2 separate regions of the Homo sapiens genome follow, and region 2 is linked to region 1. The links are chromatin loops, found by intact Hi-C in ENCODE. Cell type or tissue: Caco-2. All regions are shown on one strand. Each heading gives the region's core, and the rest is flanking DNA. Links, peaks and the distances in the headings are about the cores only. Region 1 holds the start of GLOD5 (glyoxalase domain containing 5). Region 2 overlaps LOC107985695 (a long non-coding RNA gene).

Region 1 (8,926 bases), core at 583-8,582:
GCCCATGTGTGGATTCATGAGAGCCCACATGTCTACCATGACCACTTTCCACTGTTTCCTTGTTTCCTTTTCTTTTTTTTTTTTTTTTTTTTTTTTTGAGACAGAGTCTCACTCTGTTGCCCAGGCTGGAGTGCAGTGGCACAATCTCACCTCACTGCAACCTCCGCCTCCCAGCTTCAAGCGATTCTCCTGCTTCAGCCCCCTGAGTAGCTGGTACTACAGGTGTGTGTCACCACGCCCAGCTAATTTTTGTATTTTTAGTAGAGACGGGGTTTCACTATGTTGGTCAGGCTGGTCTTAAACTCAAACTCCTGACCTCAAGTGATCTGCCTACCTCGGCCTCCCAGAGTGCTGGGATTACAGGGGTGAGCCACTGCACCCAGCCTTCTTGTTCCCTTTCTCCTCTTCCAGAAGTGAAGATTAGGGGAGTGGAGACCAAGACAATGCCCTCCCCTGTTTTTCCCTAAATAGAATTCATCTCTTTTCCAAGAAGTGACAAGACACAGAGGAGGCCCAGTCCTGTGAATTGGCCAATTTTACCCAGCCCCCTCCTTTCCCATTCTGCAGCTTCAGTCACAGAGAACAAGACAAGAAGGGGGCATCTCAGAAGAAATGAAGGTTTCTGGGCGTGCGTGTTTACAGATCCACCTTGACACCCAGAGGGAGGACCACTCCCCAACCTTCCACTTTCCCGCCCTCAGCACACTTCCCATCAGATCTTTCTCTTGACTTGAATTATTTAGTAATTTGAATATTTATAGTATCTATGCTACAGGATTATAAAGCACCTGTGGTCTGGCACTATAGGCAATGGAGTATAATGCTTAAAAGAATAGATTCTAGTGGTGGCACCTGTAATCTCAGCACTTTGGAAGGCTGAGGCAGACAGATCCCTTGAACCTAGGAGTTTGAGATCAGCCTAGGCAACACAGTGAGACCCTGTATCTACAAAAAAATATGAAAATTAGGTTGTGGGGCGCTCACGTGTAGTTCTGGTTACTTGGGGGCCTGGGGTGGGAGGATCACTTGAGCCTGGGAGGCGGAGGTTGCAATGAGCTATGATCACTCAACCGGACTCCTGGGTGACAGAGCAAGACTGTATCTAAAAAAAAAAAAAAAAAAGAAGATTCTGGAACCAGATTGACGTTTAAATAATTTATCTAATTTATCTGTGCCTTGGTTTCCCCTTCTATAAAATGAGCATGATTTTATACATGTAGGATTATTGTGAGAGTTTTAAAAAAGTACTGTTTTTAAGGGCATAGAACAATGCCTAATACATATCAAGTGCTATAAAACGATTGATGATGATGATGATGTGTGGTCATCTTGTTAAAATCTAGACTCCAGTTACAATGACACCCTATCTCTACAGCCTCATCCATTGCTCTTGAACTCCAATCTACACTGTCCTTTAGCCTGTTCCTCATAAGGACCACCCTTGTACCTTTCATTTATGGGCCTTTGCAGATGGTAATGCCTGTCTCCCTGACTAGAATGTAAGCTTCATAAGAGCAGGGACTTCTGTCTGTTTTGTTCCCCACTCTTTCCCAAACAACTAGTTCAATCATATTTGTTCAATAAATAAATATCTACTGCAACAACTAGGGACAGTGCTTGGCACAAAGTCTGACTAGTTTCTATTCTGTTCGATTCGATTCCATTGGATTCCATTCTATTCTGTTCTACCCTTTGCTATTTTATTATTTTCTATTCCACTGCGTTTAGTTCCATTGAAACCAGCCCATTTTAAACAATTGATTTCACTGAGCTCCAGCTAAAAAAAATCCTGTACCATTCTATTTTCCTGAGTGGAGGAGGCATTAGCAAAGTTGCTGAGTTTTGCTCTCCCGGTGGATACAAAAGATCCACATGGACATAGGAACTGCAGAAAGAGAAAATGACCGACATTTTGGCTCCATTGAAAATAAAGTCATATGTTGAAATAAATTTTATTAACTTTCTTTTTTAATTCCCTTTTTGAGACAGGGTCTTGCTTTGTTGCCCAGCCTGGAGCATGGTGGCATGATCACAGCTCACTGCAGCCTCAACCTCCTGGACTCAAGCAATCCTCCTACTTCAGCCTCCCTAGTAGCTGGGATTACAGGTGTGTGCCACCATGCCCAACTATTTTTTGTTTTCTTTTTTCTTTTTTTTTGTAGAGGTGAGGGCTCACTATGTTTCCCAGGCTGGTCTTGAATTCCTGGGCTCAAGCAATCCTCCCTCCTCAGCCTCCCAGAGTGTTGGGGTTACAGGCATGAGCCACTGCACCCAGCCCTTATTAACCTTCTAACATCTGTAGAATCTGTCACAATACCCTGTTTATATTCCTGATATTGGCAATCCATATATTTTCTTAATTTCTCGAGAGAAAATAGACATTGCTAGTATTTTATTAATCTGTTCAAAGAATCAACTTTTAACATTGTTGGCTTTATTGTATCTTTGCTTTCTATTTCACCAGTTTCTGCTGTTATAATTTCCTTCCTTCTACTTTCTTAGGTTCCACTTGCCATTCTTTTCCCAGTTTCTTGATAGGGAAGCTCAGGTCATTGATTTTCAACTTTTCTACTTTTCTGATCTGTGCATTTAGAACTATAGATTTCCTCTAAGCACTGCTTTGGCCACATCTGCATCATTTTGATAGTCTGTTAGAAATAAACTCCACCTATTCCTCCCATTATTCTATTCTTCCCTGCCAGCTTAGATTCACTCCCCAGATCCTGCTTTGCAGACTCGGAGCTCCATCCTTGCAAATTCAAGGACGAGCAGGGATGGCTGTCTTCAATAACAGGAAGGCCAGCGTAGCTCAGAACCCAAGAGTGAGTGAGAGATAAGTGGGAGGGCAAGGCAGGGTCTGGATCCTGCAGACTCTTGGAGGTGAAGTTACAAAGCCTGCTTTATAAAATGATGATCAAGACATAGTCATCACACAAAGGACTGGGTGCAGTGGCTCACGTCTGTAATCCTAGCACTTTGGGAGGCCAAGGTGGGTGGATTACATGAGGTCAGGAGTTTGAGACCAGCCTGGCCTACATGGTGAAATCCTGTCTCTATTAAAAATACAAAAATTAGCTGGGCATGGTGACGTGCACCTGTAATCCCCTACTCGGGAGGCTGAGGCAGGAGAATCGCTTGAACCTGGGAGGCAGAGGTTGCAGTGACCTGAGATTGCACCACTGCACTCCACCCTGGGCGACAAGAGCAAACCTCGGTCTCAAAAAAAAAAAAAAAAAAAGACATAGTAATCACACAAGGCTTACTGTGTGCCAAGCCCCGTTTTACACACTCTACAAAAATATAATCCATTTTATTTCTCACCACAGCATATAAAATCCCTATAGTCAGAGTGCCCGGAACACCATGTCCTTCCTCCTTTGGCCTCCTCTACAGGGAAGTGTTCTGTCTTCCTACAGGGTCCTCTTCAAGGTCCCCTTCAGGTTGCCAGGGGCCTCTGAATTCCTCTCCTAAAGCTCAAGGTCAGCGCTGTGTTTCCTAGCCTCTCTCCACATGGCCTTAATCATGACAGCTTTGGGGGCACCCTGCGTGAGCCACCTTTGTATCTCTCCACCTGTCCCTGGCTAAACTGGGGGAGGAGCCAGCCCTCAGCCCCGGCCCAGCCCTGCACACCTGAGCACAGGGCCCTCCATGGCTTAGAGCCGGGCCTTTCCATGGGCCTCTGCTGCCCTCTGCTTGTCTCTGAAAGAGAAAGGGAGAGAGGAGGACAGGAAATGGGAGCCCGCAGAGAAGGGAAACAGGTTACTAGACCAGTTTCAGTGCCAACACCCTTGCCCCAGATCCCCAGGGGCCATCTTGTTCACCTGTTTCTCCAAAGTCCTGCCCCACATCTTGACTGGCAGCCTGGAGGGCAGATGGCGCAGCATGGCAGGGTAGGCGTCTTTGCCCAGGGTCCTCCCGACAATCCTCTGGCTCAGCGCCTGGAGATCAAGGGGCAGGAATGGGAGGGCACAGGCTGAGGACTGTGGGAGGTGACACAGGTAGGTAGTGCAAATGGAAGGACTTTAACATTAAATTCAGGGCCTCAAAATTGAAAGCTTAAAGTGGATGTGTGTAAGGGATTACTTCTTGTTAACACTGAAGGCTGGGTGCGGTGGTTCATGCCTGTAATCCCAGCACTTTGGGAGGACAAGGCACGTGGATCACCTGAGATCAGGATTTCGAGACCAGCCTGGACAACATGGCAAAACCCTATCTTTACTAAAAATACAAAACATTAGCCAGGCATGGTGGCGGGCGCCTGTAATCCCAGCTACTTGGGAGGCTGAGGCAGGAGAATCGCGTGAATCCGGGAGGCGGAGGTTGCAGTGAGCCGAGATGGCGCCATTGCATTTCAGCCTGGGTGACAGAGCAAGACTCCATCTCAATAATAATAATACTGAAAAACCACCAAGTATTAAGGGGATCTTTATTCTAGCGTGTGATGCCTCTGGTCTACTTAGGGGTATGTCTCCAAAGTGTGAGATCTGTGAGCTGTTTGAGAGTGTGTGTCAGGGGTATGAAGTTGTGAGCTATCTGAGTTAGAGTATGACTGCTCTGACCCATTAGGTGTCTGTTTCCAAGCCAAGATCCCTGAACTCTTAAGAGTTCTGAGCCCCTTGGTCAAGCACGGTGGCTCACGCCTGTAATCCCAGCACTTTGGGAGGCCAAGGTGGACGGATTACTTGAGGCTGGGAGTTCGAGACCAGCCTGGCCAACATGGTAAAGCTCCATCTCTACTAAAAATACAAAAATTACCCAGGCATGGTGGTGTGCACCTGTAGTCCCAGCTATTCAGGAGCCTGAGGCAGGAGAATAGTTTGAACCCGGGAGGCGGAGGTTGCAGTGAGCCGAGATCGCGCCATTGCACTCCAGCCTGGGTGACAGAGTGAGACTCTGTTTAAAAAAAAAAAAGTTCTGAGCCCCAGGGTGTGATGTTCCTGAATTATTTTGGGGGATGAGTTTTGGGGGATGAGATTTGCAGTCTTCCTCCTCCTCCCCACTCACCCTTCACTCACCCTCACCTTCCGCTGCTGAGAGTCAGAGAACATTCATCAGCCCAGTTGCTGTTCACTTTACCCTGAGCAGAACTCCCCCATCTCCCTTACAGGTTACTTGTCTGGCCCCTGGAGCATGTGAGTTTGAGATTTTTGTTTCTAGTTACCCCCAACACAAACACTTTGTGTTGTGGATATTGTTTTGTTTTTGTTTTTTTTTGAGACAGTGTCTCACTTTGTCACCCATGCTGGAGCCCACTGGCGCCATGATGGCTCAGTGCAGCCTCAAACTCCTGGGCTCAAGGGATCCTCCTGCCTCAGCCTCCTGGGTAGCTGGGACTACAGGTGTGTGTCACCACGCCTGGCTAATTTTTGTATTTTTAGTAGGGATGAGGTCTTGCTATGTTGCCTACAATTGGCCTGCTTTGGCCTCCTGAAGTGTTGGGATTACAGGCGTGAGCCACCGTGCCCGGCCAGATATTGTTTTTAAGCATATGATTTTCCTTTAAAAAGAGTTACACAAATAATATGTGAATACAGGTTTGTATAAAAGATTTGAAAAACAGGCTGAGGGTGGTGGCTCACACCTGTAATTCCAGCACTTTGGGAGGCTAAGGCGGGTGGATCAATTGAGATCAGGAGTTCAAGACCAGCCTGGCCAATATGGTGAAACCCCCATCTCTACTAAAAATACAAAAATTAGCCGGGCATGGTGGCACGCAGCTGTAATCCCAGCTACTCGGGAGGCTGAGGCACAAGAATCACTTGAATTGGTGGCAGAGGTTGCAGTGGGCTGAGATCGTGCCACTGTACTCCAGCCTGGATGACAGAAGGAGACTCTTTCTCTCGAAAAAAAAAAAAAAAAAAAAGATTTGAACAACACATCAGTACATGGACTCTAGCAATCATCTCTATCCCCATTCCCCCAGAATGACCACTGGGGTCAGATTCTGGTGTTTCCTTCCAGATACAGTTCCCTGTGTTTCCATAGTGTGTGTGTGCGCACACTACACACATGCACTAGGTCACTGTAACTGACTCCCCCTTGCTTTTCCCTGCCTATAGCACATCCTGTAGAAGATAACCCCCACCCTTGCAGGTACACACAAGTCCCATCCATTCTGTGTCACGTCCAGTGGGCACTCTGTGCTGTAACATGAACCCTCATTATTCGTTTCACTCTGCAATAGTCCTTGGGTATCAGTGAACATTTACAAGATTTTCCTGGTTGTTTGTTCCTACCAGCCTTGTTCCCACAGCTCTGTGCACATGTCTGAGTACTAGAATTAGAAGTGGAATTGCTGGGTGTATTAGAGTTCTCCAGAGAAACAGAACCAGTAGGAGAAACAGAACCAATATGTAATATATTACAAGGATTGGCTCCTGTGATTTTGGAAGCTGAGAAGTTCCACAATATGCCATCAGCAAGCTGGAGACCCAGGAGAGCCAGTGGTGTTGTTCTGAGAACCAAAGGGCTGATGGTGTTGGCTGGGCATGGTGTCTCACGCCTGTAATCCCAGCGTTTTGGGAGGCCAAGGTGGTTGGATCACTTGAGGTCAGGAATTCAAGACCAGCCTGGCTAACATGGCAAAACCCCATCCCTACTAAAAATACAAAAATTATCTGGGCGTGGTGGCGCACACCTGTAATCTCAGCTACTCAGGAGGCTGAGGCAGGAGAATCGCTTGAACCTGGGAGGTGGAGGTTGCAGTGAGCCGAGATTGTGCCACTGCACTTCAGCCTGGGTGACAGAGCAAGACTCTGTCTCTAAAAAACAAAACAAAACAAAACAAAAAAAGGGCTGATGGTGTAAGTACCAGCCAAGGGCAAAGGACTGGTGTTCTACCTCAAGCAGTCACGCAGAGAGCAAATTCCACCTTCCTCCGTCTTTTTTGTTCTATTCCAACCTTCAGTGGATTGGGTGATGCCCATTTACAATGGGCAGAGCCATCTGCCTTACTCAGTCCAACAATTCATATGCTAACCTCATCTGGAAACACCCTCACAGATCCACCCAGAAATAATATTCAACAGGGCACCCTGGGTCCCTATCAAGTTGACACAAAATTTACCATCACAAGTCCACCCCTTATTAACTGTCCTTTTCCACTGTCCTTCAGAGGTGTCTCAGAAAGGGGCCATAGTGCTTCAGCTGTCCACTTTCAGAGTGTGCCTGCATAACATGCAGAATCATCTGTAAACCAGGCCCAAGTCTTCTCTTCCTCTGTCAACTAATTGTAGGGAACTCCCCATGAGGCCACAGTTGCAGGCTGGGAGAAAGGAGGCAAGGTAGAAGGAGTGGGGACCATGGGCATTTAGGCCTCTTCCTCATGTAACTTACTTGTGTCTTCAGGGCCTGCTTAGGCCCCATCACATATTTCCCATTTCCATTCGACGATGGAGCACTGCTGGGCACACCGACTCTTGGTTAGTCAGGTAACACCCAGTTCATGATGGGCAGGAATGATGTAACTTGGTGGCCCATGGTCAAGTATTTAGTTTCTACTAAGACCCAGTAGCAGACCAAGAGCTGTTTCTCTCTCTCTCTCTTTTTTTTTTTTTTTTTTGAGACAGGGTCTCACTTTGTCACCCAGGCTGCACTGCAGTGGCACAATTACAGCTCACTACAGCCTCGACCTCCTGGGCTCAAGCGATCTTCCCACCTCAGCTTCCTGAGTAGGTGGGACTACAGGCATGCACCACCCCACCCAGCTATTAATAATTTTTGTATTTTTTTGTAGAGATGGATTTTTGCCATGTTGCCCAGGGTGGTCTCGAACTCCTGTGCTCAAGAGAGAGATGTGTTGGCCTCAACCTCCCAAAGTGCTGGGATTAAAGGAGTGATCCACCACACCCAGCCAAGAGCTGTTTCTCAAAAGGAGGGTAGTTATCTGCAGAGAATAGCAGGGCTTTGCTCCAAAATCCTAAAGGAGGCTCACCAAATTTCATTTGGGGGGCTGAGACGTGTGGATTGCCTGAGCCCAAGAGTTCGAGACCAGCCTCGGGAACATTGGGAAACCCTATCTCTACAAAAAATACAAAAGTTAGCCAGATGTGGTGGTGCACACCTGCAGTCAGTCCCAGCTACTAGGGAGGCTGAAGTGGGAGGATCACCTGAGCCTGAAAGGTCAAGGCTGCAGTGAGCTGTGTTGTGCCACTGCACTCCAGCCTGGGTGACAGAGCAAGACCCTGTCTCAAAAAATAAAATAAAACAAAATCCTAGAGGGCTAGGCTATGACTAACTTATAGCGGCCTGCCAAGAGCTCCAAACAGTATCCCTATCTGCCACTGTCACTTCAAGCACCACTGGATCTCCTGGGTCCTATGGCCCAAGTGGCAAAGTAGCTTGCACAGCAGCCTGGACATGTTGCAGAGCCTTCTCCTGTTCTGGGCCCCACACAAAACTTGCAGCTTTTCAGGTCATTTGGTAAACGGGCATGTGTAACATACCCAAATGAGGAATGTGTTGCTTCCAAAATCCAAATAGGTGTGCCAGGCATTGTGCCTCTTTTTTGATTGTAGGAGGGGCCAGATGCAACTACTTATCCTTCATCTTAGAAGGAATATATTGGCTGGGTGCAGTGGCTCACGCCTGTAATCCCAGCACTTTGGGAGGCTGAGGCGGACGGATCATGAGGTCAGGAGTTTGAGACCAACCTGACCAACGTGGTGAAACCCCATCTCTACTAAAAATACAAAAATTAGCTGGGCATGGTGGCGTGTGCCTGTAATCCCAGCTACTCAGGAGGCTGAGGCAGGAGAATCGCTTGAACAGGGAGGTGGAGTTTGCAGTGAGCCGAGATTGCATCATTGCACTCCAGCCTGGGTGACAGAGCGAGACTCCATCTCAAAAAAAAAAAAAAAAAAAAAAAGAATATGTTGACAGACCTCACACCACTGGACTCCTAGAAATTTCACTGAGGTAGAAGATC
Region 2 (8,926 bases), core at 370-8,369, 130 kb after region 1:
GCTCACTGCAACCTCCACCTCCCGGATTCAAGCAATTCTCTTACCTCAACCTCCCTAGTAGCTGGGACTAAAGGTGTGCACCACCATGCCTGGCTAATTTTTGTATTTTTAGTAGAGACAAGGTTTCACCGTGTTGGCTAGGCTGGTCTCCAACTCTTGACCTCAAGTGAACCACCCACCTTGGCCTCCCAAAGTGCTGGGATTACAGGCGTGAGCCACCGTGCCTGGCCGTGTATACATACTTTTTTTTTTTTTTTTTTTGTGACGGAGTTTTACTCTTGTCCCCCAGGCTGGAGTGCAATGGTGTGATCTCGGCTCACTGTAACCTCTGCCTCATAGGTTCAAGCAATTCCCTTACCTCAGCCTCCCAAGAATCTGGGATTACAGGCACCTGCCACCATGCCTGGCTAATTTTTATATTTTTAGTAGAGATGGGGTTTCACCATGTTGGCCAGGCTTGTCTCGAACTCCTGACCTCAGGTGATCCGCCCGCCTTGGCCTCCCAAAGTTCTGGGATTATAGGCGTGAGCCACTGTGCCCAGCCCAACATAATTTAAAAAAAAATTAAAAAAAAATCTGACTCTCATATCACAGCATTAATTTTCTTAGCCTCTCATTCCCATTTAAGAACTTTTGTGATTACCCTAGGCTCACACTTATAATTCAGATAAGATCAGGTGCATTCAGGGTGGTATGGCTGTAGACACCAATCTCATAATTCAAATTAATCTCTTTGTTTTAGAGTCATCTGATTATCATCCTTGATTTTATCTACAGCCTCTATTCTTTGTCATATACCATAATATATTCCTAGAACGTGGGGGTTAAGACATGGGCACTTTTGTGGGGCATCATTTCATTTATCACAACTCCTATTAATTGTATTTTATTAAAATAATCCTGGCTCTGTCCAACTTTTGTTTCCATCCCAGAGAACCCTTATGTAAACTTTTTTATCTTAGAAGAAAATTGTGGCAGGGTGCGGTGGCTCACGCCTGTAATCCCAACACTTTGGGAGGCCGAGGTGAGGATCATTTGAGGTCAGGAGATCAAGACCAGCCTGGCCAACGTGGTGAATCCCCGTCTCTATTAAAAATACAAAAATTAGCCAGGCATATATGGCCTTTATTATGCTTAGGTAAATTCCATCTATACCTAGTTTAGAGTTTTTATCATGAAGTGGCATTGAATTTTTGTGAAATACTCTTTCTGAATCTTTTGAGATGATTGTTATCCTTCATTCTGTTAATGTGGTATATCACATTTATTAATTTATGTATGTTGACCCATCCTTGCATCTTAGGGATTAATCCCATTTGGTCATGATGTATGATCCTTTTAATGTGCTGTTGGATTTTGTTTGTTAGTATTTCGTGCAGGCTTTTTGCATTTATGTTCATCAGGGATATTGGCTGTAGTGTTCTTGTAGTGTCTGACTTTGGCATTAGGGTAATGCTGGCCTTGTAAAATGAATTTGGCAAACACAGGCAACCAAAGCAAAAATGGACAAATGGGATCACATCAAGTTAAAAAACTTCTGCACAGCAAAGGAAACAATCCACAAAGTGAAGAGACAACCCAAAGAATGGGAGAAAATATTCGCAAACTACCCATCTGACAAGGGACTAATAACCAGAATATATAAAGAGCTCAAACAACCCTAGAGGAAAAAATCTAATAATCTGATCAAAAAGTGGGCAAAAGATCTCAATAGACATTTCTCAAAAGAAGACCTACAAATGACAAGCAGGCATAGGAAAAGGTGCTCAATGTCACTGATCATCAGAGAAATGCAAATCAAAACTACAATGAGATACCATCTCACCCCAGTTAAAATGGCTTCTATCCTGCCAGGCACGGTGGCTCATGCCTGTAATCCCAGCAATTTGGGAGGTGGAGGTGAGCGGATCACCTGAGGTTGGGAGTTTGAGATCAGCCTGACCAACATGGAGAAACCCCGTCTCTACCGAAAATACAAAATTAGCCGGGTGTGGTGGTGCATGCCTGTAATCCCAGCTACTGGGGAGGCTGAGGCAGGAGAATCGTTGGAACCCGGGACGCGGAGGTTGTGGTGAGCTGAGATCGCATCATTGTACTCCAGCCTGGGCAACAAGATGGAAACTCAGTCTCAAAAAAAAAAAAAGGGGGGGCCGGGCGCGGTGGCTCACGCCTGTAATCCCAGCACTTTGGGAGGCCTAGGCAGGCAGATCACCTGAGATCAGGAGTTTGAGACCAGCCTGGCCAACATGGTAAAACCCCGTCTCTACTTAAAAAAACAAAAATTAGCCAGGCGCGGTGGCGGGTCTGTAATCCCAGCTACCCGGGAAGCTAAGGCAGGAGAATTGCTTGAACCTGGGAGGTGGAGGTTGCAGGGAGCCGAGATCAAGCCACTGCACTCCAGCCTGGGAGACAGAGTGAGACTGTCTCAAAAGTAAATAAATAAATAAATATAAATAAAATTGTAAAATATGCATTCACAAGTTAGTGTTACTGGAAAACTGCATGTTATGTAACAGTATGTACAGAAGTGAAAAAGTACAACCAAAATGATATATCACCAAAATTAAAAACACAAAAATTTAAGATAAAAACAAAATGACACGTACAAGTAAACCGTTTTTTTTAATTTATGTAAATATAAACACGGACATTTAGAAATATACACATTGAAAGGACAGAGATGAGAAATTATTCCTTGGGTGTTGGGTGTCTGTTTGCCATTTATTTCTATAATGTAGTTCCCTCTTTTCTGAAAAACTTGCAACCAACGTGGATGACTTTTCCAAAGAGAAGAGGGACCCAGCATGGTGGCTCATGCCTGTAATCCCAGCACTTGGGAGGTCGAGGCAGGTGGATCATCTGAGGTCAGGAGTTCGAGACCAACCTGGCCAACATGGCAAAACCCCTATCTCTATTAAAAATACAAAATTAGGTGAGTGTGGTAGCAGGCACTTGTAATCCCAGCTACTTAGCAGGCTGAGGCAGGAGAATTGCTTGAATCCCGGAGGCGGAGGTTGCAATGGGCCAGGATCGCGCCACTGCACTCCAGCCTGGGTGAGAGAGTGAGACTCCGTCTCAAAAAACAAACAAACAAAAAAACACAGAAGAGAAAACACTCTCTGAAATGGAAGTAAAGGGACTAGAAAACAATGGGAAGCTATTTAGTAGTAGGGGAAAGGGCTATTTTCCAATGGCGAGTGACAAAACCACAAGGCAAAACTGTCCCTCCCCCTCCAACTGGAGTCCATACAGGGACGCATGCACACGGGCACACGTGTGTCCCTCTGTGAGCGTTGTATGGTGCACACTGATAGACTGATGGGGACCCTCTGACCATTCCTGTGAGGACTTGAGCCAAAAAGCTACTTCTCTCTTGGCACACCTGGCCTAGCCCAGTGTGCTTTTGAAACTCTAGGAACCATTGGAGTCCACTGGAGGGCTTCTGAAAACACCAACTGCTGGGCCCCAGGCCCACAGCTTCTGATTCAGTGGGTCATGGGTGGGGCCTGGGAGTATGCATTTTTAATAGATTCCCAGCGAGGCAGCTGCTGCCTGCCAGGGAACCCCACTTTGGGAACCACTGGACTAGTGTCTGGGTCAGCGAATAGAGGAGGCCACCCGGAGGCCAGAAGGTGCCTGAGGCCCTGGGCTTCATGGCTGGTGGCTGGAGATGCCCTCCTCCAGGCCTGGAGCTTCCTCAACCTGACAACTTGCCAATAAGGGAAATGGGCGCGATCTAACGTGCCGCGAACTAGTGCAGACTCACAGCCTAGGTCGAGTAGGAATGGAATTCTAGAAATGATATATGCCAAGAGTTTGCAGTGTAGACCTCAGAATCATCTCAGATTCAAAGAGGAAACCAAACGACTGCAGCAGCAGCAGCAGCAGCAGCAGCAGCAGCAGCAGGGAACAGGTTGGCTACAGAGCCAGTGGTCACACCCGGCTTTCTGCAGCCTTTCTGGCTCCGCAGCATTTTTTTCAGAGCTTAAGGGCGGGAGGAGATGCTGTATATTTAGGGGTGGAGTGAGGAATAGCGGAGCATTCCGGCATTTCTGGAGTAACACTGCCCCCAAGAGCAATCTGTGATAAAGCCTCAAGCTATGTGGACAAACAACATGAAAGGCGAGGTAATGAAAAAAAGATCCAGAAAGATCCAGCAGCCAACTTGACGATCCTCGCTGATTGAAGATTAAAGCACTATGAGCGCAGCTAGGTTCAAATAGCGGTTCTGCCACTTACTCACTTTGTGACCCTGGGCAAATTAGTCAACTTCCCTGTGCCTCAGTTTCCCCTACTTGTACTTCATGGGGGATTAATGAACTAATATATGGAAAGTATTCAAAGCATTTCTGCTGACTACAGAAACTCTTTACAATTCTCCCAGAAATAATCCAGGTCATCATGCATTTGCCCACATTCCATCTTTGTCAGGAATTGTAGGCCAAAATGTTCTTTTTTTATTTTAATTTAATTTTAATTTTTTTTTGAGATGGAGTCTCCCTCTGTCTCCCAGGCTGGAGTGCAGTGGCGTGATCCGGGCTCACTGCAACCTCCACCTCCCAGGTTCAAGGAATTTTCCTGCCTTAGCCTCCCGAGTAGCTGGGATTACAGACGCCCGCCAACATGCCTGGCTAGTTTTTATGTTTTTTTAGTAGAGACGGGGTTTTGCCGTGTTGCCCAGGCTGGTCTCCAACTTCTGACTTCAGGTGATCCGCCTGCCTCGGCCTCCCAAAGTACTGGGATTGTAGATGTGAGCCACTGCAACCGGCCCAAAATGTACTCTTTTTTTTTTTTTTTTTTTTTTGAGGCAGTCTCACTCTGTCGCCCAGGCTGGAGTGCAGTGGTGCGATCTCGGCTCACTGCAAGCTCCGCCTCCTGGGTTCACGCCATTCTCCTGCCTCAGCCTCCCGAGTAGCTGGGACTACAGGTGCCCGCCACCACGCCCGGCTAATTTTTTGTATTTTTAGTAGAGATGGGGGTTTCACCGTGTTAGCCAGGATGGTCTCGATCTCCTGACCTCGTGATCCGCCCGCCTCCGCCTCCCAGAGTGCTGAGATTACAGGCGTGAGCCACCGCGCCCGGCCAATGTACTCGTTTTTTAAAGACAATGCTTAGTTATAGTTCTCCACAATTAAACCCAGCACAGTGGCCAGGAGTGGTGGCTCATGTAATCCCAGCACTTTGGGAAGCCAAAAGGATCACTTGAGACCAGGAGTTCGGGACCAGCCTGAGCAATATAGGGAGACACCCACCCCCCCCACCTGTCTCTATTTTCAAAAATAAAATAGGCCAGGTGCAGTGGTTCAATGCCTCTAATCCCAACATTTTGGGAAGCTGAGGAGGGAGGATTGCTTGAGTCCAGGAGTTTGAGACCAGCCTGGGCAACATGTTGAGGTCCCATTGCTACCAAAATTTTTTAAAAATTAGCCAGGTGTGGTGGTGCATGCCTGTAGTCCCAGCTACTTGGGAGACTGAGGTGGGAGGATCACTTGAGCCCAGGAAGTCAAGGCTCCAGTGAGCTGAGATCATGCCACTGCACTCCAGCGTGGGTGACAGAGCAAAGACCCTGTCTCAAAACAAACAAATAAATAAAATACAGTAAAATAAAATTATAATAAAATAATATAAAATATAAAGACATTAGTTGGGTGTGGTGGTTCGTGCCTGTAGTCTCAGCTACTCAAGAAGCTAAGGTGGAAGGATCGCTTGAGCCCAGGAGTTCAAAGCTGCACAATGAGCTATGAGCACACCAGTGCACTCCAGTCTGGGCGACAAAGTGAGACGCTGTCTCTAAAAAAATTTTTTTTAATTAAATTAAAATAAAAGAAATTTTTAAGGTCAGGTCTGGCTTTTTTTAAAAAAAAGTCATGAGTCATACTCTCAATATAGGCATAGAACACTGTTTACAGCTTTTGCCTCCATAAAATTATTTTTCTGTTATGGAAAATTTCAAGCGTATAAAAAAGTAGAGAGAACAATACAATAAATCTCCATGTAGTCATCACCTAGTTCAACATTTATCAATTCACAGCCAATGTTGTTTCTTTTATGTCCTCTACCCACATCCCCACTGGATTATTTTGAAGCAACACCCAGATATTACATCATTTTACCCATGAATCTCTCAAGATGTTGCTGTAAATGATAAGAACTTTTCCTTTTTTTGTTTTTTTTTTTTGAGACAGAGTCTTGCTCTGTTGCCAGGCTGGAGTGCAGTGGTGCAATCTCGGCTCACTGCAACCTCCGTCTCCCAGGTTCAAGCAATTCTCCTGCTTCAGCCTCCCGAGTAGCTGGGACTACAGGTGCACACCACCACGCCCAGCTAATTTTTGTATTTTTAGTAGAGTCGGGGTTACACCATGTTGGCCAGGATGGTCTCCATCTCTTGACCTTGTGATCCGCCCGCCTCAGCCTCCCAAAGTGCTGGGATTACGGGCGTGAGCCACCGCGCCCGGCCCAAATGATAAGAGCTTTTAACAAGTTAGCAGTAAATCATGATCATATCTCAAAAATAATAATTCTTTAATCAATTATCTAGTCAGTTACTTTGTCTCTCTCTTTATTTATCAGTTTTCAGAATGAGTTGGTTCACTAGCATCCTCCAAAGGTGGCCAGGGAGATTTTGTGGCATCATTCTGCCCTGAGGGCTAGGTGATGTATTTCAATCTATTGCAGTTATTGTTCTTTTTGATGCTCAAATTGCCCCATCTTTGGCCAATGGGAGCCTTTGAAACTTGCTTGATATGACCCCAGTAATCTATAACTTCCTTTTGATATGATGCAATTTTTAAATAATACATAATTTTATATAATAATGATTATACAATGATACTGTGTTTGCATGGTTCTCAATAATAGTACAGTATATTCAAAAGATAAATAATAATAATATGGGCCAGGCGCAGTGGCTCACGCCTGTAATCCCAGCACTTTGGGAGGCCAAGGCGTGTGGATCACGAGGTTAGGAGATCAAGACCATCCTGGCTAACACGGTGAAACCCCGTCTCTACTAAAAATACAAAAAAATTAGCCGGGTGTGGTGGCGGGAGCCTGTAGTGCCAGCTACTCGGGAAGCTGAGGCAGGAGAATGGCGTGAACCCGGGTGGCGGAGGTTGCAGTGAGCCGAGATCGTGCCACTGCACTCCAGCCTGGGCGACACAGTGAGACTCCGTCTCAAAATAATAATAATAATAATAATAATATGGTATATTTAGATAAATCTAGCTTCTATCCCTGTCTCCTCAACCTTCTTCCCTCTCCCTCCACCCATAAGAAACTATTTTATCTTTTTTTATTCACCCCTTTATAAATAGCTGTTTATATATTTTTGGTTTACTCATCCATTAAAAATATGCAGACAGCTATTTTTTTAAGTAAATTTACAAAGTAAAAACAAAACAAAAAAAAAAACCACACACACAAAGAGCAAATTCCTAGCCAAAAAAAAAAAAAATCCTGGATCAAAATGTATATAAATGTAAAACTTTGATAAATACTGTGAAACTTTTTCTAAAATGCTTGCTGAATTTTATACTGCCACCTGTTATATATTATCAGTTTTCCTCATACTCTTGACAGCACTGGATATTATAAAACGTGAGAGAGCTAAATCTTTTTTCCCTGAGCTATTGGAGTTTTGTGGTTTTATTTTTGTTTTAAAAAATCCAAGTTTGGCCAGACCTGGTGGCTCACACCTGTAATCCCAGTACTTTGAGAGGCCGAAGCAGGAGGATTGCTTGAGCTCAGGAGTTCAAGACCAGCCTGGGCAACATGGCAAAACTCCGTCTCTACAAAAAAATACAAAAAGTTAGCTGGGTGTGGTGGCTCACGCCTGTAGTCCCAGCTACTCAGGAGGCTGAGGTAGGAGAATCACTTGAGCCCAAGAGGCAGAGGCTGCAGTGAACCATGATCACACCACTGCCCTCTAGCCTGGGTGACAGAGCAAGACTCTGTCTCAAAAAAAAAAGAAAAGAAAAAAAAAAGAAAGGGAAAGAAAAAAGAAAAAGTCCATGTTTATGTTTATTGCATTATGGTCAAAGAATGTGGTCTGTATCCATTCTACTTTTTGGAATTTATTAAACTTTTCTCTGTGGCCTAATATTATGGCCAGTGATTACTAATGTTCCATAGTTGCTGACTGACTAAAAGATGTATTCATGGTTTTAAGAAAAGAGAATTTGATATAGCTTTATTAATTATACTGTTTTTGTTTTTGTCTACTAGAGCTGTCATTTGCTGACAAAGGTAAGTTAAAGCCTCCTGCTTCTGGTATATTTCCATCATTTATTTATTACATTTCCCAGAGGTTATACTTTTTGCATCTTGCCACTCTATTAATTAGTACCTACAAATTTATGACAGCTATAGCATTATTTCATTTAAAAATTTTTCTTTTTAGAGACAGGCTGAAGTGCAGTGGTGCCATCATGGCTCACTGCAGCCTTGAACATTTCTCAACCCTGGGCTCCACCTCAGCCTCCCAAGTAGTTGGGTGAGTCACCACACCCAGACATACACACTGTTCTATTTTATTTATTGATTGATTTATTTCACTTCACAATGGGTCGACACATTGTTCTAAACCTTTACCCTCCAAAAGCAAGACACTATCTCCACCAACAACAACAAAAATTTTTAATTAGCTGAGCATAGTGGCGTCATGCCTATAATTCCAGCTACTCTGGAGGCCAAGGTGGGAAGATCATTTGAGCCCAGGAATTTGAGGCTGCAGTGAGGTGAGATCACGCCACTGCATTCCAGCTTGCGTGACAGAGCAAGACCCCATCTCTAAAATAAATAAATTAAAATCTTCATCAGTAAATCCCAATACCTCATATGGACTCATGATCTTGTAATACATTTTGTATTTAAATTGTTTATATAGACAGAGTTCCTGCAAAAAATACTTGTCTGGGGCCCCATACAT

The links. Peaks named below come from ENCODE experiments on the same cell type or tissue, not always from the same donor. Only the 100,000 strongest peaks of a DNase experiment are listed, where the experiment ranks them.
Region 2: a loop joins it to region 1, with 4 times the contacts of the local background. A loop is called at or near these places in 2 of 110 quality-filtered maps.

The regions. Positions count from the first base shown.
Region 1 is chrX:48,756,749-48,765,674 of GRCh38, reverse strand. It overlaps GLOD5 (glyoxalase domain containing 5), which reads right to left and starts at 3,928. Exons shown (of 4, transcript NM_001080489.3): 1 at 3,822-3,928. The coding sequence starts at 3,884. RefSeq lists a silencer at 356-650, an enhancer at 356-650 and a cis regulatory region at 3,434-4,176. In Caco-2, for the core only: a CTCF peak has its summit at 3,668; a DNase peak (open chromatin) is centred at 3,664.
Region 2 is chrX:48,626,653-48,635,578 of GRCh38, reverse strand. All of the region lies in intron 1 of LOC107985695 (a long non-coding RNA gene), which reads right to left. Among named protein-coding and RNA genes, the nearest start is that of WDR13, 34 kb to the right of the region's middle. RefSeq lists an enhancer at 3,682-3,751. In Caco-2, for the core only: a CTCF peak has its summit at 4,058; a DNase peak (open chromatin) is centred at 4,008.